Regions from separate parts of the Mus musculus genome. Here all the other regions are linked to region 1. A link is a loop called in an ENCODE intact Hi-C map of the cell type or tissue named here. Cell type or tissue: left cerebral cortex. All regions are shown on one strand. Each heading gives the region's core, and the rest is flanking DNA. Links, peaks and the distances in the headings are about the cores only.

Region 1 (10,283 bases), core at 1,083-9,082:
AGAGCAAAATTGGCACCTGAAAAGGGCTGCCAGCTGGGGGAGGGGTCATTCACCATACACAGCTGTCACCTACCATTGTGTCTGTTCCTGCTTGTGGAGGTCAGAGGGCAACTCTCAGGACCAAGTTTTGTCTTCCCACTTTGTGGGTTCCAGAGAGCAGAGTCAAGCCTTCAGGCTTGGCAGCAGACACCGTTACCAACAGAGCCACCTCCTTTGGACAACTGCTTGTCAGCTGCATTTCCCCTGCTGTGCAGTGCCAGCTCCAAAGCGACCCCCTGATGTCGTCTTACCTTTTCAGGTTGACTTCTGCTTCCATCCTGGCCTCCTCTCCTGGATGGTAAACTGTGAAGTTTCTCCAAGCTTCACCCTGGAAACTGAGGTCTTTCTCCAAGATGGTATTCATTCACATGGCTTAATGTAATTATAGAAAAAGGCCCATCACTGATCTTGCCTTATAAATGATTTTTTTTTATTGTTTTGGTAAAGCCTCGGGCTATCTTCAAACTCCAAATCCTAATTGCTTCAGCTTCCCAGTGCTAGGACTGCACCAAGCCTCTGTCCCTCAATCTCATTTTGTTTTTGGTTTTTCCAGACAGGGTTTCTCTGTGTAGCCCTGGCTGTCCTGGAACTCACTTTGTAGACCAGGCTGGCCTTGAGCTCAGAAATCTGCCTGCCTCTGCTTCCTGAGTGCTGGGATTAAAGGCGTGCGACACCATGCCCGGCTCTCACTGACTTTTAAAATCCACTTATATATTTTATGTATGAATGCTTTATCTGCAGGTATGTCTACATGTCAGAAGAGGTTATCAGATTCCATTATAGATGGTTGTGTGCTACCATGTACCCGTAACACTACGTCAGGAGTAGGACAGGAAACACTAAAAGGATGAAGCCCTTCATTCCAGAGCCTGCTGGAGTCCCTTGCCAGCTAAGAATTCCAGTAAACATTTGGTGTGAAGGTTGTCTTAGAGATATGACCAAGTAAGACTTAAAACAGGGCCAGGCGTGGTGGCACATGCCTTTAATCCCAGCACTCCGGAGGCAGAGGCAGGCAGATTTCTGAGTTCGAGGCCAGCCTGGTCTACAAAGTGAGTTCCAGGGCAGCCAGGGCTATACAGAGAAACCCTGTCTTGAAAAACAAACAAACAAACAAACAAAGACTTAAAACAGGGCTGGAGAGATGGCTCAGCAGTTAAAAGCTCTGACTGCTCTTCTAGAGGGTCAGAGTTCAATTCCCAGTAACCACATGGCGGCTCACAACCATCTGTAATGAGATCCGATGCCCTCTTCTGGTGTGTCTGAACAGCTACAGTGTGCTCATATGCATAAATCTTATGGGGTGAGGTTGGGGACTTAAAAGCAATGAATGATGCTTAAAGTCTGCACATATATGAACTTGGGTATCACCCTACTGCCTTCCCAGATGTGCATTTTCTGGGTATCTCAATACTTACAGTAAACTTATAGGGTATTATCTGTCATGATCTTATCCAGTGCACCCCAGGAACCACCCATGGTCATTCCCATTTCTCAAGGGACTTTTTGAAGCCCAGCTGTGTGTGTGTGTGAAGACAATTAAGCAAGGGCCTGCTCCTAGAAGCCCATGTACTAACCCTTTCCCAGATTAGACCGTGCTTAAATCAGTGATCTTCAACCTGAGTCACAACCACTGTGGGAATTGAACTCAGGCAGTGTTCTTAATGGCTGAACCATCCCTCCAGTCCTCAAACCGTTTCTTTCTTTCTTTCTTTCTTTCTTTCTTTCTTTCTTTTTAAGATTTGTTTATTTATTTAATGCATATGGGTACACTGTAGCTGTATAGATGGTTGGGAACCTTCATGTGATTGTTGGAAATTTTATTTAGGACCTCTGCTCGCTCTGCTTGCTCCAGTCAACCCTGCTCACTCCGGCCCAAAGATTTACTTATTATAAAAAGGTACACTGCAGTTGTCTTCAGACACACCATTAGAGGGCGTCAGATCTCATTGCAGATGGTTGTGAGCCACCATGTGGTTGCTGGGACCTCTGGAAGAGCAGGCAGTGCTCTTAACCACTGAGCCATCTCTCCAGTCCCCTCAAATCATTTCTTTTTAACTATGTCTGTCTGTGTGTGGGTTTGTGCATGAGGGCCCAGTGCATGCAGACTGCAGAATAGGGTGTTGAAGCTTCTGGGGCAGTTACAGATGTGAGGCTGAGAACCAAACTCCAGTTCTCTGAAAGAGCAGCCTCTTAACCATCTAACTCCATTTCTAGGGGATTCCATGCACATGGTACACAAACACACAGGAGTCATTCACATGTTAGTAGGGGGCTGAAGACATGCCTCAACCATTGAGAGCACTCTCCCAGGGGATCCAGGTTCAATTTTCTGCACCACCCACATGGCAGCTCACAAGCATCTAACTCTAGTTCCAGGGGACCTGACACTTTCATAGTTATAGAGGCAAAACACTGATGCACAAATTATATATTTAAAAAGCCTTTATAAAATAATAAATCTTGAGAAAATGGGGGAAATCAGCCCAGTGTTAGCAGTGCAGGACCTTAATCCCTGAATGAGGGAGGCACAGGGGGGCAAATCTGAGGTCTAGAGCAGCCTGGTCTACAGAAGGAACTCCAGGATAGCAAAGCTACACAAAGAAACCCTGTGTTGAAAGACAAAAAGGAGAGTCCCAGAAGTTGTCAGTCATTAGAGGGGTTTTGGGACCTTGTTTCTGTTTAGGGTTGAGCTATCAACTTAATGTCAACATTGGGACTTGAACTCAGGGCCTCTCAGATGCCAGACTAGTGTCCTAACTTTTAAGCTAGCTCAGATCCCCACCAATCATTTTTGTTAAATACTTGTGTACATACTGTCCCGATACATACCTGCGTTCAGGAAGCCAGGATGTTACATGGATACTGTAGTAGGTGCTCTAACCATTGAACCATTCCCAACCCCATTATTCTTATAAGACCTTGTATATGACTGGGTAGTAGTGTGGCACACCTTTAATTCCAGCACTTAGGAGGCAGATGGGAGTTTGAAGCCAGCCTGGTCTAGAGTTCCAGGTCAGGACTACACAGGCTATTATAGTTTATTATAGAACTAGACATTTATAGTTCTGTGCTCTTTACTGCTGAGCCATCCCACCCACTCTATCCAGTTAGGTGTGTACCAATTACGACTGCTAAGATTCCCTATCTTTTGCAGAATTTCACCATGTAAACCTAGAAGGCTTTAAATTTGACAGGTCTGCTCTAGAGTTTAGGAACTAATCTTTCCTACTAATTTAGGGCATCGCGCACTCTAGGCAAGCACTAAGCTATACTCCCAGCCCTGTGTCAAACAGTGAATTGTAAGCATGTTGTATACATGGGTAGGACATCTGAAGGTCACCAAAACAACCATTAAATTTTGGCAATCAAGGGTACTTGCACAAGGGAAGAAATAACACTCTGAAGCACTTGGCCATGGTAGTGGCAGGCAGCTCATCACAAGTGAAGAAACACAGGCAGAAATTTCTGCTGTACCTGGAAGACCAGGTACAAGAAACAAGGGCAGGTGAAATGGCTTTTTACTTTAAAAATCAGAGGTCTGGGCTGGCAAGATGGTTCAGCAGGCAAGAGCAGCTCTTCTGAAGGTCCTGAGTTCAAATCCTAGCAACCATGTAGTAGCTCACAACCTAAATGGTATCTGATGCCCTTTTATGGGATGTCTGAAGACAGCTACAGTGTACTTTCATATAATAAATCATTCTTTTAAAAAAAAGTAGACCTAGGGGCTCCACTAGCCAGTCTTGCAGCTCCATTTTGCTTCACATCCCTTCTGGTCTAAGTGCAAACACTCCCCAACCCCAGAGGCCACCAATTCTCACACCCATTTTCAAGAACAGGGAAACACAGCATCTCTAAGGCCTACCTTCAAGGTATCTCCCCAGTGGCCCCATCACTGAGGGTCTTAACTTTTCCATGATCAAGGCAGGCAGCAGAGTCATCAATTTTCCATTATGACCTAGGGACCAGTCTACCTCATATCATAAGGCCCCTGTTAGGCCTATCCATGTTGAACTGCTTGGGACTAACTTCCCACATAACTCATCCATTCGACCAGTTTCCTATCTCACACTCCAGAGCAGAGGAAGGAACAATCTTAGTATTTGGAGGGACCAAGCACTCACTCAGGGTTTATCCTGACCCACCTGCAGCCTTCTGCTCACACACACACATTAAATCACAGGAAAAGACATTCAAATGCTTTAATTCAGATTTTAACTTATGACAATAATCTTACAGAGAATGTGGGAACAGAAAAATGACATATATGGTTTATATAATATGGTCTGGGGGAAACCTGTTGGGACCTCAAAAAATGAGAACCATGGTGAAGGTTCTCAAATCTAGACATAACCTATCAAAAGAAATGTATTTACCAGAGTTAAGTAGGCAGAAAAGCTTGCCCCAGCTTCTAATGGCCGAGGCTGTAACAGACAAAATTTTAGCACGCTGTATATAATAACTATTCAGTAGGTGCCCCCGCTGATTCTCTTCTTTCCTGGAAGAGGGGAAAAAAAAAACAACACAAACATCAGGTTCCTAAAGTTGACATACCAAAAGCCTTAGGAATTTAAATTTTTGTTTCCTGCATGGTTTGTCTCCTCAGTCATGGTCCACGGGACTCTGAGAAGTCGTAGGAATATGCAGGCGCAGACTCGAAAGCCCAGCTTCATCTCCAACGTTGTGGAAAGGGACTGTACATCACCGGGCAATGCCCTAAGCTCCCGTTCGCCACTAGGACAGAGCCCGGGGAGAGTGACCTCCCGGGATATCCACGTTGGAATGTCTGGTTAGCACCCAAACGTTTAGTCAACTTCAACAGGCGACTACACCCCCCCCCCCCACACACACAGTGTATATCACTAATAACGTACACATGGAGCAGAAAGCACTAAGCCAGCCTCAGGGTGAACGTACCTCCATCAACAAAGTACCTGAAATCATTGACCGGGTCTGCAAGAGAAGACTTTAATCAGTAAGTTAAACCCTTAGAGTACTCGGACGCACCCCCAGATTGCATGACTTAAAAAACTGTTTCCTGCATGGTTTGTCTCCTCAGTCATGGTCCACAGGACTCTGAGAAGTCGTAGGAATATGCAGGCGCAGACTCGAAAGCCCAGCTTTATCTCCAACGTTGTGGAAAGGGACTGTACATCACCGGGCAATGCCCTAAGCTCCCGCTCGCCACTAGGACAGAGCCCGGGGAGAGTGACCTCCCGGGATATCCACGTCGGATAGTCATGGTAATGTCTTTTTTTTTGACAAAATGCCACAGGGTCCTTTTGCCAGACCTCCAGCTGGAGGAAAAACCCCAAAAACGCCTGTCTCCAGAGTGCTGTGACTACAGACTTCAGCCACCTTTTCAGATCTTGAAGCAAACAGAACACAACACCCCCATCGGAACCAAACTATCCAGAAATTATCTACCTAAAAAAGGGTCCTCTGAAAAATGGGAGATTAATGAACAAAAAACTGCAGAAATCCCGTTACAAGGTGAAGAGAAAGTATAACTGGGAAGCAAGGCGAAATGATTAAGTTAAAACCGAACGCTGGAAGGCGGCTAACACTTCAAATCACAAGGCAGGAACCAAAGACCCTGTCCTCTTAAAGTGAACATTAAAGGAAAGTGCGTAGACCAACTCAGTCTCCCAGGCAATAATCCTGCGAGCGTTGGGATCCCCGAAAGAAAACGGTTACTGGGCTCGGAGGCGCGTGACCTCACGCCATGCTCGGCTAGTGAGCCCGGCCTCCCACACCGGGTCCGCCCAGCCGCGACCCTGCCTGTCTGCGGAGCCCGTGCGGGACCGCGCGGGCAAACCCTCAGCAGCCGAGAGCAGCGCACTGTACTCACCAAGAACAAGCACACCAAGAGAGCGACGCCTAGAGAGACAGACCCGCGCCGACGCAGCCATATTTATACCTTAAGTAACGCCCGGAAGTCAGGCGTGGTCGACTATGCCTGCGCCTGCGCAGGGTTACGCTCACTTAGAAGCATTGGAAATGCGCTAAGGCTGATGGGATCGAGAACTTTTACCCTACTAAGGTGTTGGCGGTCTTAGCGTGAAATTGTTGAGCTTGTGAGGTTTGTCCTCTCGGCCTGGATACACTGGTATATGCAAAATGAAAAAAAAAAAAAAAGCCTAGAGAAATATTTTCTAGATTCCAGAGTTTGAATCTACTTTGTTTGTGGAAGGAACAGTTGATACAGAACATAGATGCTACAATTAAAAACTTCCCATGGAGGGGGCCTGAGAGGTGGCTTAGTGGTTAAGATTCCTGGTTGAAGGCGGGAGGGTGGCGCACGCCTTTAGTCCTAGCACTCAGGAGGCAGAGGCAGGCGGATTTCTGAATTTAAGGCCAGCCTGGTCTACAGAGTGAGTTCCAGGTCATCCAGGGCCACACAGAGAAACCCTGTCTCGAAAAAACAAAAACAAAACACTAATGCTGTTTCCCAGATTTTTAAGACATGAAATTAAGCCTGATGAATGTTGTTGTGAAATATTTATTTGAAAGAATGGCTGTCTGGGCGTGATGGTGTAGGTTTTTCTGTTTTGTTTTTTGAGTCAGGGTTTCTCTGTATAGCCCTGGCTGTCCTGGAACTCTTTGTACACCAGGCTGGCCTCGAACTCAGAAACCCGCCTGCCTCTGCCTCCAGAGTGCTGGGATCAAAGGCGTGCGTCACCACACCCAGCTCCCATTGAGCCATCTTGTTGGCTCTGCCCTCTCCTTTCTGACATGGTTTTTCAGACCTCAGTCTCTCTCCACGAAAAACAGTGGGCAGTGTGAACCTTCAGAACAACCTTCTGGAGATGTTTTAACCCCAAAGCTGCAGGAACAAGGGGAGACCTAATAATCTGGACCACGGGAACATGGGATCAGAGAAACATCCAACAAAAAGTTCTGACTACTGGTTTCTTTTCACGCTTAGGGAAGGGTAATGTGCCAAGTGCCAAGCAGCAAATGAGTCACTGCTGAGGTGCCCTGGGCAGAAACTGGGCAGCCTGCCAGAGAGGACAGGCAGTACCAGCCACTCTGGTGACACCAGCCTGGTGACACCAACCTGAGGTTCATTCAGCTGTGGGCCATATTGAGTTAATCCTTGTAAGGGACTGTTGAAACTCCTTGTTCTCAAACATATGTAAAAATGGCATTTGTCAGCTGGGCGTGGTGGCACATGCCTTTAATCCCAGCACTCTCGAGGCAGAGGCAGGCAGATTTCTGAGTTCAAAGCCAGCCTGGTCTACAAAGTGAGTGCCAGGACAGCCAGGGCTACACAGAGAAACCCTGTCTCAAAAAAACAAAAACAAAAACAAAAACAAAAAAAAAAAAAAATATATATATATATATATATAGTATTTGTCTTGACCTTTAAAACAAAAAAACAAAAACAAAAAAAAACAAAACAACAAAAAAAAACAGCCGTGAGTGGTGGCGCATGCCTTTAATCTCAGCACTCCGGAGGCAGAGACAGGCGGATTTCTGAATTCGAAGCCAGCCTGGTCTACAAAGTGAGTTCTAGGACAGCCAGGGATATACAGAGAAACCCTGTCTCGAAAAACCAAAACCAACCAACCAAACAAACAAAAAACAAAAAAAAAAAAACCAACCCTGACCTACACAATCTCATTTTCCAGACAGGGTGGGGAGTGGTTAGGCAGGTGAGGCACCTAGTGGAGTTACCAGACATAGGGGGTTCCCAATACTCCTCTCTCTGCAATTTAGAGAGAGGGGCCGGGGAATGAATATCATATACCCTGGGCTATGCTGGCTGGCTTTGAATTTGTTATATTATTCAAGATGACCTTGAACTTCTGACCCTTCTTGGCTTCAGAAGCACCCACCGGGAACACTTTGTCTTGTTTGATGCTGGGAACTGAACACAGGGATCCCAGGCAAGTGCTCTACTGGGCTATATCCCAGCCCTGTGATTTTTGTTTGTTCAGAGAAACAAACAAACATGATAGTTTCACTTCTGGCTACATTTAACATTATCATTTATCTTCTTTTTATTTGAAGTCGTTAGCAGTATTTTGGGTGTCACTTTTAAGTTGTTTTAATCTTCTTGAATAAAACAAAAGACCAGAGGTGAGGGATATGGCTTAGGGTGACTGTCTAACATGCATGAGGCCTGAGCTCAATGCCCAGCACTAAAAAAGTAAAAAGTAACACAAATTCAGTTTTTTTGATATTCTAAAATACTTTAATAATTAAGATTGGTAGGAAGGCTGATATACAACGTAATTATGTATTTTACAGGATTCTGTACAGTAGGGAAGCATCTTAACATGCGACAGCGAGGCTTTAAGTCCTTTACATTAGGACTGTAAGCTTCCACTTACAGAAAGAAGACACATAATCAACTTTTATATACATAAAAACAAAACCACTGCCTAGATGCAGCCCTAACATATCCTGCTTCAGAAGACAGATGAGATGAACAGAGTCAGAGCCCTTGATGGCACACACAAGCAGACGGGAGCTCAGGATTGGCACGTGAGGGAGAACAGCTGAGAGAAGCCGTTGCTGGCCGGCAGGTATGGTGGGTGCATCTGTGAGCCCTGTACTCGGGAGGTGGAGGCAGGGGATCCTTGGCTACATAGTGAGGCTACATAAGACCCTGTCTAAAAAAAAGGTTACCACACCCCAGACAGCACAGGCATATGCAAAGTACTCTCTAAACCTGGGACAGAGAAGGAGAAACGGGGCGGAGCAGGGTGGAGCAGGGCGGAGCAGGGGCGGAGCAGGGGCGGAGCACCGGCCTTGCTTGTGAGAACTGAGCCTTGGTCAGGATGTAATCGCAAAGGTTAGCAGCTCTGGCAACCTTGTATCTAGACAACTCACAGACTTGACAGAACTGTTGTTTTCTCTTCCTTTACTCAAGCAATATCAAGGTTTGAGGAGATGGGGACGGAGTGGGAAGGAGTCTTTGTTCCATAGACAGAAACTACATGGCAGGAAGAGAAAAAACAAACAAAAGCACTTTTTCCTTCATAGAGAAGAAAGTACTAGTTTTAAGGTCACTTTAGCTTTTTTTGTTTGCCCTATATTCTAACTCTTTAATAAGTGTGATGCTGACAAGGAGAAAATTGCTGAAAGAATACAGACAGGAAATAGAATAAAGCAAAAAACAAACAAACAAGAAAGCAAAGCCTTTTTAAGAGCCACAATCCACTAGCTGTTAAGGTGAGTAGAAGCTGGGTGTGGCCGTTGCCCTCGATGATCGCAGACTGGGAAGGCTGAGTAAGGAAGACTTCAAGTCAAAGGCTAGCCTGGGCTACATACTGAGGTATAGACTAAAACAAAAAGAAAAGCGACAAACCCAGTTACATTTCCCTTCCACTTACAATGTAAGTAGAATCCAGGCAGGAACAGTAAGGCTGTGTGGGTTTCAGGAAAAAAGTTCTTTGAAAAACATAACCAAATCTGCACCCCAATACAAGTGGGGAGGCCTGGCTGCAACAGGAATGGGAAGGCAAGTGAGGTGTTCGTTGTCGGGAGGGGGAGGGGCTAATTCAGTAGAGGGGCTGTGCAGTAAGGAGGGCCAACAGCACCAAGGAGTGAGCATGGGCACCTGTAGCGCACAGTGCTCCCACACAGTGCTCCCACAGGCCAAAGTGATTTATAGTATCATTTGGTACAGGGAACGTATAATAAAGTCTGCCCCGTGAGTCAGTTCTCTGCCAAACCGGCATTAACAGTAAGGCCTTTTTCTTGGTTTGTACATAGAAAATGCACGTGGCTTTCTCATTTGATCATTTGGATTCTGATTACAGCTCAGACTACATAATGAATGGATTTTCCCCATTTCTTTAAGCTCACTTTGAAATCAGGATGAGAGCATGAAGGCTCATGCTTATAATCTCAGCACTTGGGAGGCTGAGACAGAAGTTTGAGGCCAGCCTGGGCTACACAGTGAGTTTGAGGCCAGCCTGAGCCACAGGATAAGATCTTGTCTCAAAACAAAAAGGACCTAGGATGACAAGTGCCAAATGGAGGGAGGAACAGGCCGGAGCCTGCACTGGCTTCCTTCTGGTCAGACCTTATGCAGAGAAGTCCAAGCACTTTTCTGGAAGCGGGCCTTTGCTGGAAGGGCTGGTGTGTCCGAATGTTTTTTTTCCTGGTAAGAGAACCTGAGGGTTGGAATGAGCCTCCCTGAGCGGCTCTCAGACAGGACAGACAGGTAAGGCTCACGGTACAAACGGCCTCAGCACACCAAGTTGTCTTAGGGCAGCGTGTGCCGTAGCCAG
Region 2 (10,283 bases), core at 1,542-9,541, 110 kb after region 1:
AGGTGAACCAGAGGTTTGAGCTGCTCTGCAAAGTTCCTCATGTCATCAGAGACCATGTCCTGCCCAGCCGGGGCGACAACACTTAATTCCACAAGATAGGAGAGGGACAGGGCCTCGGTGCTGTCCGTGTTCCCTGGGACCAGGATTCGGAAAATCTTGTACACCACAACCTTCATGATGCCCTTCCGAAACAGGTGTCCTTTGGCGACAAACTCATGGTCCATGCGGAAGCCCATCTCCATCAGGAAGTCCGTGAGGTTCTCAGACGTGGCGATGTCCACACAGTTGCGCACCAGGGCGTGGCGGTTCTTGTCTCCCATTTCGGGCTGTCCCAGGTATCGCAGATGCCAGGGTGCCCCTGCCCTGTCCATGGAGCGCCGGGCCCTTAGGACGAACGGGCTGGCCTGCTGGCCCTTAAGCAGGAAGACCATCTCGTGATCAAGGAAGGTCTCAGGCTCCATGTTGTCACACAAACCTCGGAGGCGATGGATGAGGCTTTCCAAACTGTGGTCCAAAACACTTCCTGAAGAGGCACAAGCACAGTGAGTCCCGGCTTTCATTTCATTTAGGGTCATGAAACCAGCGAAAGATACACACACCAAATAAATAGTTCTATGCAACGTTTTCTAAGAACAATCCATGGGATTCTATTTATTTGTCTATTCAAAACGTTTTATATTTAGTCATTCTTGTCTCGGCAAACTCGAGAATACAATGGCACATAAATGTTGGTTGGAGGATAACCCGCTAGAACGGATTCCCTGTGGGTCCCAGATTGAACCCAGGTTGTCTGACTTAGCAGCAAATGCCGGGTAGTGGTTTGCATGACAGTAGCCCCCACAGCTCCTGGATTTGAATGTCTAGTCTCTACTTCCTATTGTTTAGGGAAGGACTAGGAGGAACGTCCTTGTTGGAGGAGGTGTGTCAGTGGGAGTTTTCAAAAGCGGGCCCCCATCTTTCTGTCAGTGGCTCAGGCTGTAGCTCTCAGCTACTGCTCCAGCACCTGCCTGCCTTAATGGGATGAAAGGGGTGTTATCACCATGCCCGGCTTCTTGTTCTGAAGTATAATTATATGAAAAAGAAAATCTGAATTTGTTCTACAAATGGAAAAATTGCATTGGCTATAAATAAATCATTGTGGCTGGGTGTAGATCTGTGAGAGACCATGTGCTCCAGATGCAAGGCCTTGCTGGGGTTTGATCAAGGCACCAAGAGGACCAAGGCTGAGGGATGGAGCTTAACGGCTGAGGACTGACACAGAAGGCTCGGGGTTCAATTCCTAGCACTATAAAATAATAAAATTAAACAACAACAAAGATTAAATAAGATTAAACAGTTATTTAACTGAGCCAGGCATGCAGGCACTCAGGAGTCTGAGGCAATAGAGTCGCTGCAAGACTGGGGCTGGGAAAACCACTCAGAGGTAAAGAGTTTGTACTGCTCTTGCAGAGGCCAGAGTTCAATCCCATCCACATCAAGTGGCTCACAACCTGTAACTCCAACTCCAAGGATCCCAGCACCTCCTGCCTCGCATGCATGTACCATCCCCTGAAACACATGCACAGAGAACTAAAAATGGTATTTTAAAATCTTAAAAAAAGCTGGGCAGGGGTGGTGCATGCCTTTAATCCCAGCACTTGGGAGACAGAGGCAGGTGGATTTCCGAGTTGGAGTTAGAGGCCAGCCTGGTTTACAGAGTGAGTTTCAGGACAGCCAGGACTGCACAGAGAAACCCTGTCTCGAAAAACCGAAAAACAAAAACAAAAACAAAACAAAAAAATCTTAAAAAAAAAAAAAAACAATTAAAAAAACTGAAGCTCCAAAAATAAATATAAAGATAAAACCACCACATGTCCCCTGACCTGTATCAGCTGTTTTCTTTGTAACCAAAAATGAGAAGGAGACCAGATGCCCAGCCCAACTGTACTAGGAGAGGTGAGGGCACTGTGATGTGCTCATATACACATTTAAAATGGAGGCCGTGGAGCAACAAAAAGCTAAGACACGTACCGAAATGAATGAACTATGAAATAACAATGCTAACTCAACAACAGACACAGCCCAGTCAGCATGCACAGCGCATGCACACAGTTAGGCTCAGGCCCGAAGATCAGAGGTTAACACTGCTCCTGGACACCCAGCCAGTTAGAGGTCAGCCTGGGGGTTTGAGAGGAGGCTCAGCAGCTAAGAGTGCTGGACCTGGGTTCGGTGTCCACCAGCACCCACACGGTGGCTCATAATCGTCCACGACTCCTTTTCAGGGAACTGGACATACTTGTCTGACCTCTGACTCCCACACATGCAGGCAAGACACTCATACAGATAAAATAAGATTTAAAAATCTAAAAGAATCATTTTAATCATACTTGAAAAAAATTAATCAGCCTGGGCTCCTTAGTACTGCTTCCAAACAACAAAAACAATATAAATTCTGTCATAGGACATGACTTTATCAAGGATATAATGCTAGGAGAAATAAGCCAGTTGGGGACCTCACTCATGTGGGGCATCTAAGCAGCTAAGGTAGGAAACACAGTGGAGAGGTGAGAGGGAGACTCGGTATGAGGTTTTTTTGGTTTGTTTTGTTTTGTTCTTGTTTTTTGTTTTTAAATTTTATGTGTAAGAAGGAGTGTTTTGCCTGCAAGCTCATCTGTGAACTACCTGTATGCCTGAATCCATGGAGACCAGACTAGGGCATCAAATTCTCTGCAACTGGAGTTACACACAGTTGTGAGCTGCCATGTAGGTGCTGGGAATTGAACCAAGAAGCAGCCAGTGCTTTTAACGGCTGGGCCTTCTCCTCGGGCCTGAGTTTTAATTTTTCAAGATGAAAAAAAAAAAAAAATGAAAGTCATGCAGTGGTGGCTTGTGCCTTTAATCCCAAGCACTTGGGAGACAGAGCAGATGGACCTCTGAATTCTGAGTTCGAGGCCAGCCTGGTCTATAGACAGCGAGAACTATACGGAGACAAACAAAAATAGAGGAAAGAAAGAAAGAAAGAAAGAAAGAGCAAGGGAGGGAGGGAGAGAGAGAGGGAGAGAGGGAGAGAGAGAGAGAGAACAGACAATAGGACAATAGTGGTAAATATCTATAATCCCAGGCCCCTGCAGCCAGAAGGGTCTACAGAGTGAGTTTCTGGCCATTGAGCCATCTTCCCACCCACCCTCTTTTAAACACAGTTACAGGAACCCTACAGTTGCCTATAAGTCATCTCAACTTGCTCTAGCCAGAAAAAACTGAAAACTTGGTAACACAAGCTCCTTGGCTGACTTACCCTGCAGGAGGTACTCCATCATGTTAATGGTGCCCCCAGTGACGGGCATCATGGTGACTGGAGGCGCCTCCATGATGCCTCTAATTAGGTTCAAGACAACAGAACTGCAAACAGATCTTCCAACCGGAGAAGCACAGGATCCACCTGGAAAAGTCACACTTGTCCATACCCTGTTTGCTGCGGCAGTGGCCTTGAAACCAAAGCTCATTCAGTCTTAACTTTGCACATCTGCTTATACAGCCGGTTCCAAGAACGGGTGACTCGGGAATAAGAGGGGTTCTAGCTCCGGAGATACGGAATAGCCATCTAGTATCAAGTTCTGAACCTTATAAACGTTTTTCTATGTAATCTCGAGGCAGCTATGTAACCTCTTGTTCCGAAACCTACTGTCTCGTTTAAAATAAGACCAAGGGTGTTTAACCCCACAGCCCTCGTCTCCCCCACCCACTACCTGGCTCGAAAGAAACCGACATTCATATTCAAAAATGGTAACTACACTGGGCTACACTGAGAGGCCTCGTTTCCAAACATAAAGAAATAAAAACCGGCTGTGTTGGGGGGAACATCTGTAATCTCAATACTTGGGGACAGAGTTAGAAGGACGGCTGCAGCTTCGGGCTAGACTGGTCTATATAGCAAATCCCGGCCAATTAGGGCATCACAGTGAGACTGTCTCAAAGAAAAAACAAAAGAAAAGATCCGAGGGAGACCTAAGGACCTTGTCCACCCTTCACTCTATGCGGAGGCCATGCAGACTCAGGGAAAGGCCCCAGGGCACACGAGCGATGTAACTAGAACTGGTTCTGCCTTTATGAGAACGCCTCTGCAAATGAGCCAGGCGGGAAATATGAAGTTAGAGTGACTGTCCCGGTCCTCCCACGCGGGCAGCCGGGACACGTGTGCACTTACACTAGCAACACGTCTCCGTCCGCGCTACAGATCCTTGTAAAGCTGGAATTAAATCCACGCGTGCACACCCGCAATCCGCACCCCCAAATGCCGCCAGCGCAGAGCCAGAGAAACCGCCAAACTCTCCCTTCAGCACTTCCGGTAGGAAGCTGAGGGACAGGAAACTTCTCCGCTACCGCCCCGAAAAGTAAGGGTGCCGAGAGGGCAAGGAACGCGCCCGCCTTCTGGCACCGGTGTGCAAGAGCGCACGCGCAAGGTTCGGGGCTGCTGTTGCTTTGGGGTCCTAGTCTAGAGTGGTACCGTGGAAGGTGACTGTCATAGGACAGCTCTAGGATACGTTTTTTTTTTTTTTTTTTTTTTTTTCAGCTTCGACGACCTGGATGTTTTGATCAGATCTCATAAAGCCGATTGGATACCATATTTAAATTTTGAACTCAGCCACTGGGGGGAGCGAGGAAGGAGAGTCACATTGAAAAAGAAGGGAGGCGGAGGTGGCGGGGCTGGCAGTGAAAGAGATGTAAAATGAATAAGTTAAAAATTAAATTAAAGAAAAAGAAAAGGAAGGGGTATGTTGTAAATCGGAAACGCTAACCACAGCGTTGTGTATTTATATATAGACCTCAGCAGGAACAATATTTTGTGTGCTTTCAAGGGTCTGGAGAAACAGCTCAGTGCTAGAGCCTTGTCTGACATGTGCAAGGCCATAAGTTTAATACAAAACAACAGCAAACTTGTTCAATTTACAGTGCATACCATAACTTTAAATACATGGGACCAGGCACAGTTCAAATCTGAGAACCTTGGGAAGCTGTGGTAAGGATCTCTCCAGCAGAGCCATTCAACGCTTAAACAATATTGTGAGGTTTTTAATAAATAAATAAATAAATAAATAAATAAATAAGTTAATTAATAAGGGCTAGAGAGATGGCTGAGCAGTTAATAGCCCCTGCTGCTCTCTCAGAGGTCCCAAACTCCCACATAGTGGCTAACAACCATTTATAATTTCCTTTCCAGGGGCTCTATTACCTTGTCTGACTACATCAGTCACTGCATCCGTGTGGTAGACATGCATACACACTTGCAAAAACACTCATAACACAAAATATAAATAAATAACTAGGGGCTGGGAAGATGGCTAAGCAGTTTAGAGCACTTGCTGTTATTCAGAGGACCTGGGTTCAGCCCTAACACCCATATCATGTGACTCACAACCACCTGCCACTCTAGTTCCAAGGGATCTGACACCCTCATCTGGCATCCATGCTAAAGGACATACATGGTACACATATATCTAGGCACACATATACATTAGATAGATAGATAGATAGATAGATAGATAGATAGATAGATAAGGATTTTAAATTCAACAAGTACTTATTGAACTCTGTACATATGCCAAACACATAAGGGACATAGAGTGAGGCACCCTTAATCTTTCAGGACCCCTCCCTCCTTAACATTTCCCCAAAGGTCACTACCTCAGGCAAGGGTACCTGGTTCCCAGTCAGTCTGGGCAGCTTGTATCAGCTCAGGGCTCCACCTTGCTGTCACATGAAATCAGCTTGCTTCTCTGCCACTTTGTTCTTCTTTCTGCCACCTCCTCCCATGGCTTGACAGTTTAATCTCTAATACATCTTTCTTTGTAATCATGGAATGGTCTAGTTCAGTATATATCAACATAATCACTTATGACATTCAGACAACAACAAGAAGTTGAGTATTTAAGATTAAGAAAAATGCAGGGCTATACAGCTCAGTGGTACAGGGTGTCAGGCCTGAGGTTTGATCCCCAGCACTGTAAATAATATTAATAACGCCTGTAAGGCAATGTTTTAAGAGGTTAACGAAGCCGGGAGGTGGTGGTGCACGCCTTTGATCCCAGGACTCAGGAGACAGAGGCAGGCAGATTTCTGAGTTCGAGGCCAGCCTGGTCTACGGAGTAAGTTCCAGGACAGCCAGGGCTACACAGAGAAACCCTGTCTCAGAAAACAAAAAACAAAAAAACAAAACAAAACAAAAAAGAGGTTAATGAAAAAACTCGTGAGACAGTAGCACGCACACTGTAGTCCACACTTTCCTGGAACTCAAGGCTCAGGACAAGTGTGAGTGTGAGCCACCACCCTCTTCATTTAGCTGATGATGTTAAATAACATGGAGAGCCAGTCCTGGTGGTGCATGGGAGGCAAAGGCAGATAGATTTCTGTGAGGTCCAGGCTAGCGTGGGCTACAGTAGTGAGGTCCAGGCCAAACAGGGCTACACCATGACACTCTGTCTCAAAATACACACACACAAAACACATGGGGAGGGGGAGAGAGCACACACTGTGAATCTACACGCAACAGTACGGACTAGACAAGTAAGACTCCAGGTGCATACTAACACTGATACTGAGTAACTGAGTAACTAGCTCCTAAGACTTTAGGGTTGGATTTGAGGCCTGCACCACAGGAGAAATTTCCATCTGCTACTGTAAACCTAGTCAAAAGCCTGCGGCTTGTGAGGTCACCAGTACTAGTAGAAGACACTGCTGTTGTTTTGCTGAAGAACATGAAATACCAGTCAAATTGCCTTCCAAATGGCTACGTTTATAGGTAGAGGTTAATAGGTCTGTCAGCTTTCCTCAAAGAAGCTTCCTTTTTCAGTGGGCAGGGATCCCTGAGGAGACTCCTAACTAGTTGGTCAGACTGATGAGAGACTGCTGGATGTTCAGCCATGAATGAGAGAGCTCCCATAACACTCCACAGCTCAGAGAGCATCACAGAAGAGGAGGCCCGAGGAAGGGGTAGTGCTGCTGCTGTCAAATGCTGACTTCCGGGCATGGTGTGGTCATGGCCGGTTTGAACTCACAGTGTTGTGCTTACCTAGCTAGATCTGCTTAAGATTGGGCCCAACCTGTCCGAGGGAAGGGAGAGGTTTGGGAGGCCCCACCCCTCCCTGAAGACTTCCAGCAATTAAAGTTTATTAGGCGAAGGGGAGACATTTTCTTCAGTGCTGCAAGCTACCGACAAAGCACACCTGCTCCTGTAAGCAAGCCCAACGAAACTCATTGGGGAAACCACAATGGAAGTAGAATGGCAGCTAGGCAGGAAGGAGCAGGGGGAATCTGTGGGACTGGGGAGGGGCTAGAGGAATCCGTAGGGTATGTATGGCTGTGACCAATACATATTCTGTACACGTATGAAAACGTCATATGAAACCCATGATTATGTGTAATTAATATGTGCTAGTAAAAACAAAACAAAACCATAAAAGGCTGGCACTATGCCACCGTAGGTAAAGAAAGAAAGAAGGAAGGAAGGAAGGAAGGAAGGAAGGAAGGAAGGAAGGAAAGAAAGAAAGAAAGAAAGAAAGAAAGAAAGAAAGAAAGAAAGAAAGAAAGAAAGAAAATGTCTGCCACCAAGCCTGAAACTTGCTTTGACTATCAGGGACCCAAGTGTTTGAATGAGAGAGTCCCAAAAGTTGTCTTCTGACCTCTGTATGTATACTGTATACCCTGGCACATGTACACCTTGACACAAGAATAAACAAATAAATGGAATTTAAAAGGCGTCATAAGCAGGTCATCATGGCACATGCTTTTAATTCCAGCACTCAGGAGACATGGTAAGACTCTGTCCCCCACCCCAAATTAAAGGCCATATAAAATGGTTGTGTACGTCTCTGGGTACATTCCTTGCCTTGCATATGTGAAGTCCTCCGTTGAATGCAGAGTGATGAAGCTGCCCATCTGTAATTCCAGGACCCAGGAGGTAGAGGCAATAAGATTAGGACTTCAGGTGAGTTTGAGGCTGGCTCAGCATACAGAAGACCTGGTTTGTTTGGGGATTTTTTTTTTTTACATAATAGAGAATGAGCCTAGGACATCATGCATTTGAGGCAAATACTTTATCACTAAAATATAGCCCCTCCCCAGAGACTCTGTCCTAAAGAAGAAAGAGGAGGAGACAGAATAGGTTTAATGACTCTTCAATGAAGGGAGGAGAGAGAAGACAGAGTCAGAATTCTCCAGATTTTTGCCTTGGGTGCTGGGGCTATAGTAGTACTTTTTTCCCCCCTCCTACAATATTGGGCAAATAAGTGCTCTGTGAGCTCCTGATTGGAGGAGACCTGCTTCTTCTATAGAGATGCAAATTTCAGAACAGAATGTCCAGTGATTTATGTGGGTTATTGAGACAACCAGGTCTTTATTAAAGCTTAAATAAGGTGAGAAGAGAAGAGAAGAGAAGAGAAGAGAAGAGAAGAGAAGAGAAGAGAAACGTGCCCAGGGCCACACTGCTACTAAATATCTGAGCTCATATTTATTTATTTATTTATTTATTTTTGGTTTTTCGAGACAGGGTTTCTCTGTGTAGTCCTGGCTATCCTGGAACTCACTCTGTAGACCAGGCTGGCCTCGAACTCAGAAATCTGCCTGCCTCTGTCTCCCAAGTGCTGGGATTAAAGGCGTGCGCCACCACTGCCCAGCCTGAGCTCATATTTAAATTCCGTTCTCTGTGACACCAAGTCTGTTCCTATTTCTGTGAGAGTAAAATCAAGGCCATTAAATGCTGAGATGATCTGCCCACGTCCCTTTCCTCTCTGATCAGGAACACCCAACCCTCCCCACCTGTGTGGCTCACTCTGGCCTTGCCCTGCTCACAGATCTACCTCCTGTACGGCTTCTGTTCAGCCTTCTAGAAACCTCTATCTTCCCACTGAACCGTAGGACTCATTCACTTGATTTTCATCCCCCTGAAAATCATTTTTTTCAAGCATGCATGCTTGGGGGTGTTGGAGGAGTTCATATGTATGTGTGCCAGAGTACCTGTGAAGGCCATAGGTCAACTGTAACTACTGTTGCTCAAGAGCCTTTCACCATTTATTTATTTATTTATTTATTTATTTATTTATTTATTTATTTATTTGAAACAGACTCATTTGTCCCAGAGCTCACCAAGGTGGCTAGACTGGCTGACTGGCCAGCAAGGCCCAGAGATCCACCACCTGGGCCTCCCCTGCACAGAGATGAAGGCAAGCACGCTCTCTTACTCTCCTCTTACTCCTGTGGTTTCCAGGGACCTCAGATCTTCATGCTGGCAAAGTGGGCTTGACTATCTCTGACGTCTCTCAAATCCTTCTGATTTTTATTAACCGTGCCTTCTCTGGCCACCTGTTTTCATGAGTAATCCAAGCCAGATGTAGTAGAGTATACCTGTGATGGATGCCAGCTACTTAGGAAGCTGAGGCAGGAGGATCACTGAACACCAGCAGCTAGTGACATAAAGATACTCTAATCTAAAGCTAACCAGTAAGATGGGTCAGCAGGTAAAAGAGATAGCCTGATGGGTTGATTCTGATCCCAGATCACACAGTGGGGAGAAACAAATAGCTCCCAAAAGTTGGTCTGTGATGTACACACACACACACACCAATAACAAATTAAATTAAATTAAAAAACAAGACTACAGTTTTTGAGTGTGATGATGAATACCTATAATCCCAAAATTTGAGAGATAGGAGAATTGTCAGTTAGAGGCCAGCCTGGCCCCACAAGGAGACCCTGTCTTAAATTAATAATGGGCTGGGTTGTAGTTTGGTGATAGAGGAGGTGCCTAGCAGATAAAATGCCTTTGATGCCAGCAAGAGAATCAGGAGTTCAAGGTCATCCTTGGCTACGTAGTGAGTTCAAAACCATCCTGAACTATAGAAGTCCTTGTCCACCCTCCCCTGCCCCACTAAAGAAAAAAAAAAAGTTAAGCAAAAGAAACCCCTCTAGGTCCATGTGTCTTCGTGCATTATAAGTGAAACCTAGCGAACTCCGATTCAAACATGTTAGCATTGAGAAAAGGAGTTGAACCTTATAGAGTGGTCCTCTACAAAGATGCACAGCCTCAGTGGGTCTGCACCTTTGGGTTGGCTTTGTTTATTTCTTTGTCTCCTATTATGATAACTGCAGCTTGGTTTTTAATCGTAATCACGAACAGGAAAACACCTGGTGACAAAAAAAATGATACAGTCCTTGGAGTTTGGTTTGGGAGGACAGAGGAAAACACTCCAGGTCGTTTGGTGTCTAATGCTCCTCCCTGGGTGCTGACTCTAGAGTTTATCTTCCGGCACCAC
Region 3 (10,283 bases), core at 1,206-9,205, 59 kb after region 1:
AACTCAGTGTCTCCCTGTGTGTATTTAGGACAATAATCGCTAGCCTGGTTTTGGTTCCGTCCATTGCTATGTAGCCCTGGAAGGCCCTGACCTTTCAGTCCTCCCAGTGCTGAGATTACAGACATCTAACACCATGCTCACACTGGCAGGAGATCAAGTCCATGCCCTTGTGCACGAAAGACAAAGTGCTCTACCACCGTGGTCAGCTCAACTCCGCCCCCTTTCTAATTCATTTGATAATTTCTCCCAAGACACTCTCCAGTCTCAGCCTTTCAAGACTTAGGATTTTAGACATGTGTCACTTCTGCCAACAGACCTCTACAGCCCTGGTAGCCCATAATATACTATATAGCATATAGCAGTCTACACTCCAGGCACTTGGACCCCTGAGGCATGAGAAGCAAGCATTCAGAGAACCTGACCTTGTGCCTGATTTTCACAACTCTCCCTCATCTACCCTCATCTTTAGAGCTGGTGACCCTCGGAGCTCTGAGCTGCAACACATTCCTTCCAATCTAACTCACCCAGCCACTCTCTCCATCTTTTCTTTCTGAATCTGTCCAGCTGCCAGGCTTCAACCTCCAGTGCACGTTCCTTCCTTGAACCTTGTCATTCCCGAGAGAGACTGCCTGAGACACTCATCTCTGTGATCAGTTACTGAGGCTATGCCTCTGCCTTCAGCTGCACATGCAACGTTTGCTGCAAGCATCTCGACTTGTCGCTTCCTTGTTGGACTGTATATTCCTCGACAGTAGACATGGTGGGTGTAGTGGCCAGGTTGAGGCAGGAAGACTGCTTGCTGTTTGTTCAAGAGTAGCCTGGGCTGCATGCAGGTATGTGCCACCTTATCTTTCAAAACAATAACTAACTAACCAAATAAATAAGGTGGGGACTGTCTTCACAGCCTCATAAAATAGCAGAGAACACAGTATATTATGGCATTCAAGAACTACTTGGGGACCAGCAGATGGCTTACTGGGTAAAAGGGCTTGCTTCAGAAGGCTGATGAGCTGACTCTCATCCCCAGGACACACATGGGGAAAGGAGAAAATCAACCCCAGGCTCTCTTGAGTTATGGTGCATTTCAATTATGAAATGCGCATAAGCCTAGAAATTATAAACACATAATAATCACCTATCAGTTGTTTAAAAAAGGAAGGAAAAAGACAACATAACTGAGATCATCTTGCTACGTGCGCTTTATGGGTTATTATAAATTGGCTTCCACATGAGGCATATGTTATTATAAATTAGTTTCCATGAGTACTTTTCACAGAGGCTCACTAGTTTACCCTGTGCGTATGATGCAGGTACAGGGAAGCCAGAGGTAGATGTTGGGTGCATTCTTCAATCACCCTCCACCTTATTTTTTGAGACAAGTTCTCTCACTGGGACCTGGAGCTCCCCAGTTAGGCTGGCCTGGCTGAACAGGGAGCCTCAGGATCCGCCTGTTCCCACCTCCCCAGTGCCAGGATTACAACAACAAGCCATCACACCTTCCGTTTTTGCATAGATCCAGAGAGTTTAAAGTAAGTCTTTACCAAATGAGCTAATTCCCTAGCCTCACAACTACTTTTATTTATATAGAAAGTTAACTTTAGGGGCTGGAGAAAAGGCTCAGCGGTTAAGAGCACTGACTGCTCTTCCAGAGGTCATGAGTTCAATTCCCAGTAATCACATGGTGGCTCACAACCATCTGTAATGGGATCTGATGCCCTCTTTTGGTGTGTCTGAAGACAGCAACAGTGTACTCATAAACATAAAATAAATAAATAAATCTTTAAAAAAAGAAAAGAAAGAAAGTTAACTTTATCTGACATTAACAATTCCAAATCTCTTTAATCCCAGCACTCAGGAGCCAGAGAAAGGCAGATCTCTGTGAGTTCGAGGCCAGCCTGGTCTACACAGTGAATTCTAGGACAGCCAGAGATACACAGAGAAACCCTGTCTCAAAAAAAAGTCCAAATCTCTTAAGAACTTAAATTTTATCTTTTCTCTGTGCGTATTCTGGATCCAAGTGCATACAAACATATGTGTGCAGGCCAGAGTCAGTTCTGGGTATTTTTCTCCCAAACAAACAAACAAAAAATCTAAGAAAATTTTATTTTCTAATTAATTCATTGCTTATTAGTAGTGATTTTTTCATGTGCTCATATGTGTTTATGTATAAGTGTGCATGCCTGCATGAGTACATGTTTATGCAGATTCATATGAAGACCCAAGCACAATCCCATATGCCATTGTCCAGACCACTGCCCATCTCATCAGTCAGGCTGGCCTAGGTAGCCAGGGAGACCCCAAGGATCAACCTGCTTCCACCTCCCCAGCACTGGGGTACAAACATCACCACAAGGCCCACCATTTTCTTTTTTTATATGTATGAGTACACTGTAGCTGTCTTCAGACACACCAGAAGAGGGCATCAGATCCCATTACAGATGGTTGGGAGCCACCATGTGGTTGCTGGGAATTGAACTCATAACTTTTGGAAGAGCAGTCAGTGCTCTTAATCGTTGAGCCATCTCTCCAGCCCCCAAAGCCCACCATTTTCAAGTGGGTTCTGGGAATGCTTTACCAACTGAACCATCCCCCAAGCCTGCCTGCCTGCCTACCTGTCTATCAGTCTGTCTGTCTGTCTCTCCATCCATCCATCCATCCATCCAACCACCCACCTAGCTATCTTATTTTTTGATATGGAGAATCATCTGTAGACCAGGCTATACTGGAATTAATTACTTATCTCAGTCTAGCATCAAACTAGTGGTAACTTTCTTGCCTCAGTCTCCAGAGAGCTGGGATTATAGGTGTGAACCAACAGCAAGCATATATTATTCTTAGAGCTTTAAGGAAAAAAAGCAAACACTACAAGAGAAAGATGAACTATCATTACTTTTAGCCTCATTTAATCTCAGAGGAATTTACCTCCTACGCCTGAAGGACTGTAACTCACACAAGTCGATGCTTCCTCCTCCTTTTAAACAGAAGGGAAGGGCTGTATTGTTGACATACGTTTAGCTTCCAGTGTTAAGATAATATCATAAAAAATTTCCCATCAGCGTTAAAACAAGACACACTAGCTAGGAGCATGGCCACTTAATAAATCCCCTTGATCAGATAAAGAGTGGTTCTCACCCTTCCTAATGCTGAGACCCTTCAGCACAGTTCCTTATAATAATAATAAAACAATAAAATTATTTTAGATAATTTGATAAAACTTCAAATTTCAACTTTAAAATTCAATTATAAAAATAGAATTTTGTTGCTACTTCCTAACAGCAATCTTACTACTGTTATGAATCATAGTGTGCATCTCTGACATGAAGGATATCTGATATGTGACCCGCAGGTTGAGAGCTGCTGAGATAGAGGCAAGGAAACACAACAAACCCAAAAGCTCTACACATCATAAGTACTACTCAATTTAGTCACAATAAGAGCCGGGTGAGGTAGTGCACGCCTTTAACCCAGCCCTTAGGAGGCAGAAGCAAAAGGATCTCTGTGAGTTCTAGGCCAGCCTGGTCATTGTAGTAAGTTCTAGGACAGCCTAGAGAGACCTAGTCTCAAAAAAAAAACCAAAACCGAAACCAAAACCAAAACCAAAACCAAAATTAGACATAATAGATACACTAGGCCTTTGGGCCATTGTCACTTTCACCCCTCAAGGGCACCCACTTTACTCTAGAATAACCTCAGACTTCCACACTAAACAAACAGAGCTAAAGGAAACTGACCTTATTGGTTTGGCAAATGAATTGCTCACTACATTAACAAATGGTTTCTTACATTTTTTTAAAAAATGTAACAATTTTAATCAATTAAAAATAGGTATAACAAAGCCGGGCGTGGTGGCTCAGGCCTTTAATCCCAGCACTCGGGAGGTAGAGGCAGGCCGATTTCTGAGTTCAAGGCCAGCCTGGTCTACAAAGCGAGTTCCAGGACAGCCAGGGCTACAGAGAAACCCTGTCTCGAAAAACAAAAAACAAAACAAAAAATAGGTATAACAGGCTAGAGAATTAGTTAAGAGTACGTGTTCTTGCAAAAGACTGGGATTCAATTCTCAGCACACACAGTGGCTCACAACCATCTGTAACTCTAGTCCTATGGACCCAATGCCTCCTTCTGACCTCAGTAGGCACCAAGCACACACACAGTGCACATATATAATGTAGGCAAAGCACTACAATAATATTAATTTTTAAAAATAGTATTACCAGCCAGAAAGTAGTGGTGCACACATTTAGTCCCAATACTTAGGAGACAGAGGCAGTTGAATCTCTGAGTTCAAGGCCAACCTTGTCTACAAAGCAAGTTCTAGGACAGTGAAGGCTACACAAAGAAACTATGCCTGGGGATGGGGTTTAGAGGATATAGATCAATTCAGGGGGTACCTGCCTAGCATGCACAAGGACTGGGCTCAGTCCCTAGCATTGCATAAAACCAGTTGTGGCACACATCTGTAGCCCTCAAACTCATTTTAACTCACTTTATAGTAAGTTTAAGGCCAGCCAACTGGGTTGCATATGATCCTGTCTCAAACCTACTTTAAAAGGACCATCAAACCAAGCAGAGTGGTATTCTTGGCCATCCTGCTCTACACAGTGAGTCCCAGGCCGTCCAGGGATAGATACACAGTGAGATCCTGTCCCAAAAGTGGGTAGAGGGAGTTGGATCTAAATGGCTCAGTTGGTAAAGATACTGACTCCCAGAGTTTGATCCCCAGACCCCACTTGATAGAAGGAGAGACTCTTAAAAGTTGTCCTCTCACCTCTACACTGCTGTGCTAAACATACACACACAAAAATTATTAAAATAAATATGAAAAGACCCATAAGTTAAACATGAAATTCATTTACATGTCCTATACAACTTACAGGTAATTTTATATATTTGTTTTCAGATTGTGGTCCACCCCATTCTCACTCAGGCAGACAGAATTTTACAATTATTTTAGCATTCAAAGAATTTCAGACTTTGTAAAATACAGATTTTATTCTATGTGTACGAATCTTTTTCTGCATGTCTATGCACAATGTATACACAGTGTCCTCAGTCGCCAGAAGAGGGCACTGGAGCCCCTGGGACTGGAATCGCAGAGGGTCGAGTCACTGGGACTCACACTCAGGTCCTCTCTCTGGAAGAGCAGCCAGTGCTCTTAACCTCTGAGCCATCTCTCCAGCCCCATTACAGATTTGAGACTAGTGATGTCCAAACCCAACTGTACTGGAAACATTTGGTGTTACACACACTGTCCAGCCATGGCCATTCTTGTCTCACTTATCTCCCTGTGCTTTGTTCTCTTTTCCTCCCCTCCCTCCCTTCCTTCCCCCCTTCCTTCCGACTTCCCTGTTCTTGGAAAAGATCTCACACAATGTAGGTGTGGTCCTCTGACCCCTGGAGGATGGCCCCCTGCATGCATGTCCCTGTGCAGGGTCACGTCTCACTATCTGCAGCTTATTATATCAACACTATCTTTAGGAACAGTCACGGTGCTATGAAAATAAGTTCAGTCTCTCCAATCCTCAAAATAATTTCAAGAATAACCTGATGACATAACTAGGTCGATAAACAAGGTGCTGTCTGCCCTCTAGTGTTCAAACTAAAGATCTCCCAATGAGCTAGCTATACTTCTATAAAAACATGCTCAGCCACCTAGGCTCATTAAAATCAACAAAACAAACAAACAATCAAACAAACAAACAAGCGTATGTCATCTCAATTGAGGTAAAAAATGTAACCTGAACTTCCTGATTCTGGTTACCAGGTCAGAAAGCTCAGCCTCAGTCACATCAATGGCAACAGAGCAAGACAGAAGAAAATAAATTAATATCTCAAATACAATTCCTAAGGGCTGGGGACACAGCTTGTTTTACAATGCCTGCATATACACAGGAGGTATGTGCCTCTCCTAACCACGGAATCATCTTTTCAGTCCCTTACATCTAATTTGCAATATAGTAAATGTCAGCAAGCAGAAGCTCATTAGGACCCTTAATTATGTTAAAAGTATGAATGGAGTCCAGCACTGTCAAGCACTCAGGAGGCAATGGCAGAGGGATCTCTGAAAGTTCAAGACCAACCTGGTCTACATAGTGAGTTCCAGGCCAGCTGGAGCTACAATGAAATCCTGTCTCAAAAAAAGCAAAACAAATGGGGCTGGAGAGATGGCTCTGTGGTTAAAAGCACTGGCTGCTCTTCCAGAGGTCCTAAGTAGCTCACAAATGTCTGTACCTCCAGTTCCAGGGTCTCTGACACCCTCACACCAATGCACATAAAATAAAGATAAATAAGTTTATTAAAAAAACAACCAGCCAAACAAACAAACAAGAACACCAAACCCCTAGTGCTGGGTATGGTAGCAGAGGCAGGAGGATCTCTGTGAGTTTGAGGCAGACTGGTTTACATGAGCTCCAGGACAGCCAGGACTAGGTAGAGATCCGATCTCAAAAGCAAAAACTAAAAATAAAATAAAGGACAAAAGCTAACAGATGAGAGTATGAACGGATGCTGAGAGCACAAAGTCTGAGAGGCACTGTTCTACATCAGCATCCTGAGCGTGAGATAATGCACTCAACGCTGCAACAGGTAAGAGCAAGCATCCATAAAAAAGCAGGCCATACTCACCCGATGGGTCTTCCATGCCACTGCTAACCAGTGTAGGGAGAGAAGGAGTAGTTTCTGAAAAGAGAAAAGGTAAAAACAATACTGAAAACATCAAATTTACCATTTTCTAAATTTCTTTGAAATAAACCCAACTCACTAACACTTTAATAAGTGCCGGGCATGGTGGCCCACGCCTTTAATCCCAGCACTCGGGAGGCAGAGGCAGGCAGATTTCTGAGTTTGAGGCCAGCCTGGTCTACAAAGTGAGTTCTAGGACAGCCAGGGCTACACAGAGAAACCCCGTCTCAAACAAAACAAAACAAAAAAACCAAAAAAAAAAAAAAAAAAAAAAAAAAAAACCAAAAACAAAAAAAACCAAAAAAAACCCAAAAAACAAAAGTACCACAAATGACAAAAAGAACTGACAGTTCTCGACTTTCACACGGACACTGTGCCATGCATGCACACACAGAATAAGTAATTATTTTAAAAATGAACATTGCCTTCTGGGAGTTTTAAGGGGTATTATTGGGATACAAGCATAACAAACTAAAATATCAGGAAAAATCTAAGTCTAATTGTGTGTGTGTGTGTGTGTGTGTGTGTGTGTGTGTTGTTTCCTGCTTTTTGAGACAAGCTCTCACTACTTTTCATTTTTAAATACATTATCCTCAGTCTCCTACAACATGTTAAATCTCCATCTTGCATTCAATATGTAAAGAAAAGGGCAAAGTTTTGTGTAAATCAAAAACAAACCTGCTTTGTGGCACACCGCTCTAATCCCACTCCTGAGAGGCAGAGACAGGTGGATCTCTATGCGTTTGAGGCCAGCCTGGTCTACAGAGTGAGTTCCAGATAGCCTGAGCTATCTGGACCCTAAATAAAAAGATCCTGCCTCAAAAGCTAATTACATAAATAACAAAACAACTTATATGCATCTCTGAGCAGAGATAAGAAGTATATTTTTACAACAATATGAACTAACCAGTACCTGGGAGCTCTTGTCTTTAGCTGCATATGTATCAAAAGATGGCCTAGTCGGCCATCACTGCAAAGAGAGGCCCATTGGACTTGCAAACTTTATATGCCCCAGTACAGGGGAACGCCAGGGCCAAAAAGGGGGAGTGGGTGGGTAGGGGATTGGGGGGGTGGGTATGGGGGACCTTTGGGATAGCATTGAAAATGTAAACAAGGAAAATACCTAATTAAAAAAAAAAAGAAGTATATTTTTAGGGAGGGAAGTAATTTTATAGAAGAAATTATCTTTTTGGGTACAGGAATCTAAATTTAGGGCACTCACGTATGAAAATAAAGCAACAGAAAAATGTTTTATTTTGTTTTGCTTTTTAAAATATTTATTTATTTATTTTATGTATATGAGTACTCTGCCTTCAGACACACCAGAAGAGGACACTGGATTCCCATTACAGATGGTTGTGAGTCACCTTGTGGTTGCTGGGAACTGAACTCAGGACCTCTGGTAGAGCAGTCAGTGCTCTTAACCACTGAGCCATCTCTCCAGCCCTGCTGTTTTTTGAGACCTGGTTTCACTTAGTATCTGGCTTGCCAATTTATGGAGCTGCTCCTGTCTCTGCCTCTTGAGTTAAATTAAAGATCTCCAATACCATGTCAAGCTAAGAATTTTGACTGAATATAAATATTTACTCAACTTCTTGAGGGTCAAATCTGCCTCATCTAGCTTTGTGCCCAGGCCAGTTTCCTAACCAATCTCTCTTATGTCCTAAGCACATTCCCTGATCAGCAGTATGAATGTAAACTCTAATTGGGATCAATTATTAGCAGAGAGAACTGGGTTTAAGATGGGGTTTTGATGTAGACTACAGGGCAGGGCAGATACAGGGTCAGACATACAGCACAGATTTCTCCTGGCACAAGGTGTTTCGGGTCCAACTCTTAAGAGTTTCAGCCATGGCAGGTGGTGCCATGGGAAGGAATGTACTACTTGACTGCAAGACAAGAAAACAGTAGCTATAATGACAGTGGAATTGAGAAATTACTGTTGGGCTCAACCACTATGACAGAAAAAGAAAACAAACAGGTAAGAGAGATTAACCGTCATCTGACAGGCAGACCGGAAGGCCTCAAAGTATGCTTGGTAACCTCCAAAGTTCTCTCTTGCAGGAAGATGGCAGAAAGCTCTGAGGACCAGCCTAAGAACCAATCAACAGAGTAGCCCAGCTCCAGAGCTAGCTAGTTTACCACAGAAACTGTGGTATATGATCCTATGTATGCTGAACAATGGTATAACATCCTATGTGTGCTGTGGTATACCATCCTACGTGTGCTGTGGTATCCCATCCTATGTGCACTGTGGTATATCATACCATGTGTGCTGTGGTATACCATCCTATGTGTGCTGTGGTATACCATCCTACGTGTGCTGTGGTATCCCATCCTATGTGCACTGTGGTATCCCATCCTATGTGTGCTGTGGTATACCATCCTACGTGTGCTGTGGTATCCCATCCTATGTGCACTGTGGTATCCCATCCTATGTGCACTGTGGTATCCCATCCTATGTGTGCTGTGGTATCCCATCCTATGTGTGCTGTGGTATCCCATCCTACGTGTGCTGTGGTATCCCATCCTATGTGCACTGTGGTATCCCATCCTATGTGTGCTGTGGTATCCCATCCTATGTGTACTGTGGTATCCCATCCTATGTGTGCTAAGGTATACCAACAGAGGGGCCCTGAATGGTAAAGAATGAGATGTTAGTATGGAATCAAGAGCTCTGAGCTGATGCCTGCTGAGGCTTAGATGTGTTAAGAACCTTGTCCCCAAGGTGCTGGTATTGGGAAATTGAACCTTTACGAGCTAGGACATAATGGGGAGGGAAGAATTAGGTACTTTGAGAGAACTGTTAAGTTTTTGAGAGGGCAAGTTGTTATAAAGACCTGTGCCTGACCTTTTCCCTGCTTATGTGTGCCCCCACCACTGCCATGTCATGGGTAGTAAGGGCCTCACCAGAGGCCCTCAGTAAAAGCTGGAAAGCTTACTGGCTCACAGCACTTAGGGAAATCTCTGTCTAATCATTACTTAACCACTAAGGCAAACAAGTGCAGACTGCAGTTGGTACATAGAACAAAGAACACACTTTACAAGTTTAGTCCAAGAAAGCTACCAAGCAAGACCAAAAGAAACCCACAGCAAGGGAAGTTTATTCCAGAGCTGCCAGATCATATTACTTTAAATGGCCAGCCAGTACATATGTGCCTGTGTGTAATGTGGTGTGTATGTGTGTAAAGCCAAAGAAAAAGGGTCTAAAAAGCCAGAGAGTCAACAAATAGGAAAGTATGGCTTGTGATTAGGCAAGAAAAAGCAGTCAAAAAAGCTGAATTGAGCCAGAGGTGTTCCTCTAATCCCAACAGTCAGGAAGCAGAGGCAGTCTGACCACTGTGAGTTAAGAGGCTAACGAGATGGCTCAGCAGGTAAGAGCACTGACTGCTCTTTCAAAGGTCCTGAGTTCAAATCCCAGCAACCACATGGAGCCTCACAACCATCTGTAATGGGATCTGACGCCCTCTTCTGGTGTATCTGAAGACAGCTACAGTGTACTTATGTATAATAATAAATCTTTGGGCCTGAGCGAGTGGAGTTGACCAGAGCAAGTGGGGTGAGCAGAGATCCTAAAATTCAATTCCCAACAACCACATGAAGGC

Evidence for each region. Peaks named below come from ENCODE experiments on the same cell type or tissue, not always from the same donor. Only the 100,000 strongest peaks of a DNase experiment are listed, where the experiment ranks them.
Region 2: a loop joins it to region 1, with 2.1 times the contacts of the local background. A loop is called at or near these places in 2 of 42 quality-filtered maps.
Region 3: it touches region 1 in a loop (2.4-fold over the local background); 15 of 42 quality-filtered maps call a loop at or near these places.

What each region holds. Positions count from the first base shown.
Region 1 is chr4:132,347,710-132,357,992 of GRCm38, forward strand. Phactr4 (phosphatase and actin regulator 4) reads right to left here. Exons shown (of 13, transcript NM_001161797.1): 13 at 8,214-10,283. Snhg3 (small nucleolar RNA host gene 3) reads right to left here and starts at 5,977. Exons shown (of 3, transcript NR_003270.2): 1 at 5,888-5,977; 2 at 4,954-4,989; 3 at 4,224-4,534. It overlaps Snora73b (small nucleolar RNA, H/ACA box 73b), which reads right to left and starts at 4,817; the gene lies at 4,613-4,817. It overlaps Snora73a (small nucleolar RNA, H/ACA box 73a), which reads right to left and starts at 5,270; the gene lies at 5,066-5,270. RefSeq lists a cis regulatory region at 5,716-6,235. In left cerebral cortex, for the core only: CTCF peaks have their summits at 1,985 (motif pointing right), 5,235 and 5,916; DNase peaks (open chromatin) are centred at 5,284, 5,975, 6,984, 8,596 and 1 more place; H3K4me3 peaks cover 2,388 bases; H3K27ac peaks cover 1,225 bases.
Region 2 is chr4:132,459,591-132,469,873 of GRCm38, forward strand. Med18 (mediator complex subunit 18) reads right to left here and starts at 4,331. Exons shown (of 3, transcript NM_026039.3): 1 at 4,184-4,331; 2 at 3,275-3,418; 3 at 1-523. The coding sequence starts at 3,347. In left cerebral cortex, for the core only: a CTCF peak has its summit at 4,621 (motif pointing right); a DNase peak (open chromatin) is centred at 4,374; H3K4me3 peaks cover 1,923 bases; H3K27ac peaks cover 1,234 bases.
Region 3 is chr4:132,406,449-132,416,731 of GRCm38, forward strand. It overlaps Phactr4 (phosphatase and actin regulator 4), which reads right to left. Exons shown (of 13, transcript NM_001161797.1): 2 at 6,622-6,675. The coding sequence starts at 6,637. Among named protein-coding and RNA genes, the nearest start is that of Phactr4, 11 kb to the right of the region's middle. In left cerebral cortex, for the core only: CTCF peaks have their summits at 1,781, 5,028 (motif pointing right) and 5,595 (motif pointing left); DNase peaks (open chromatin) are centred at 5,081 and 5,517.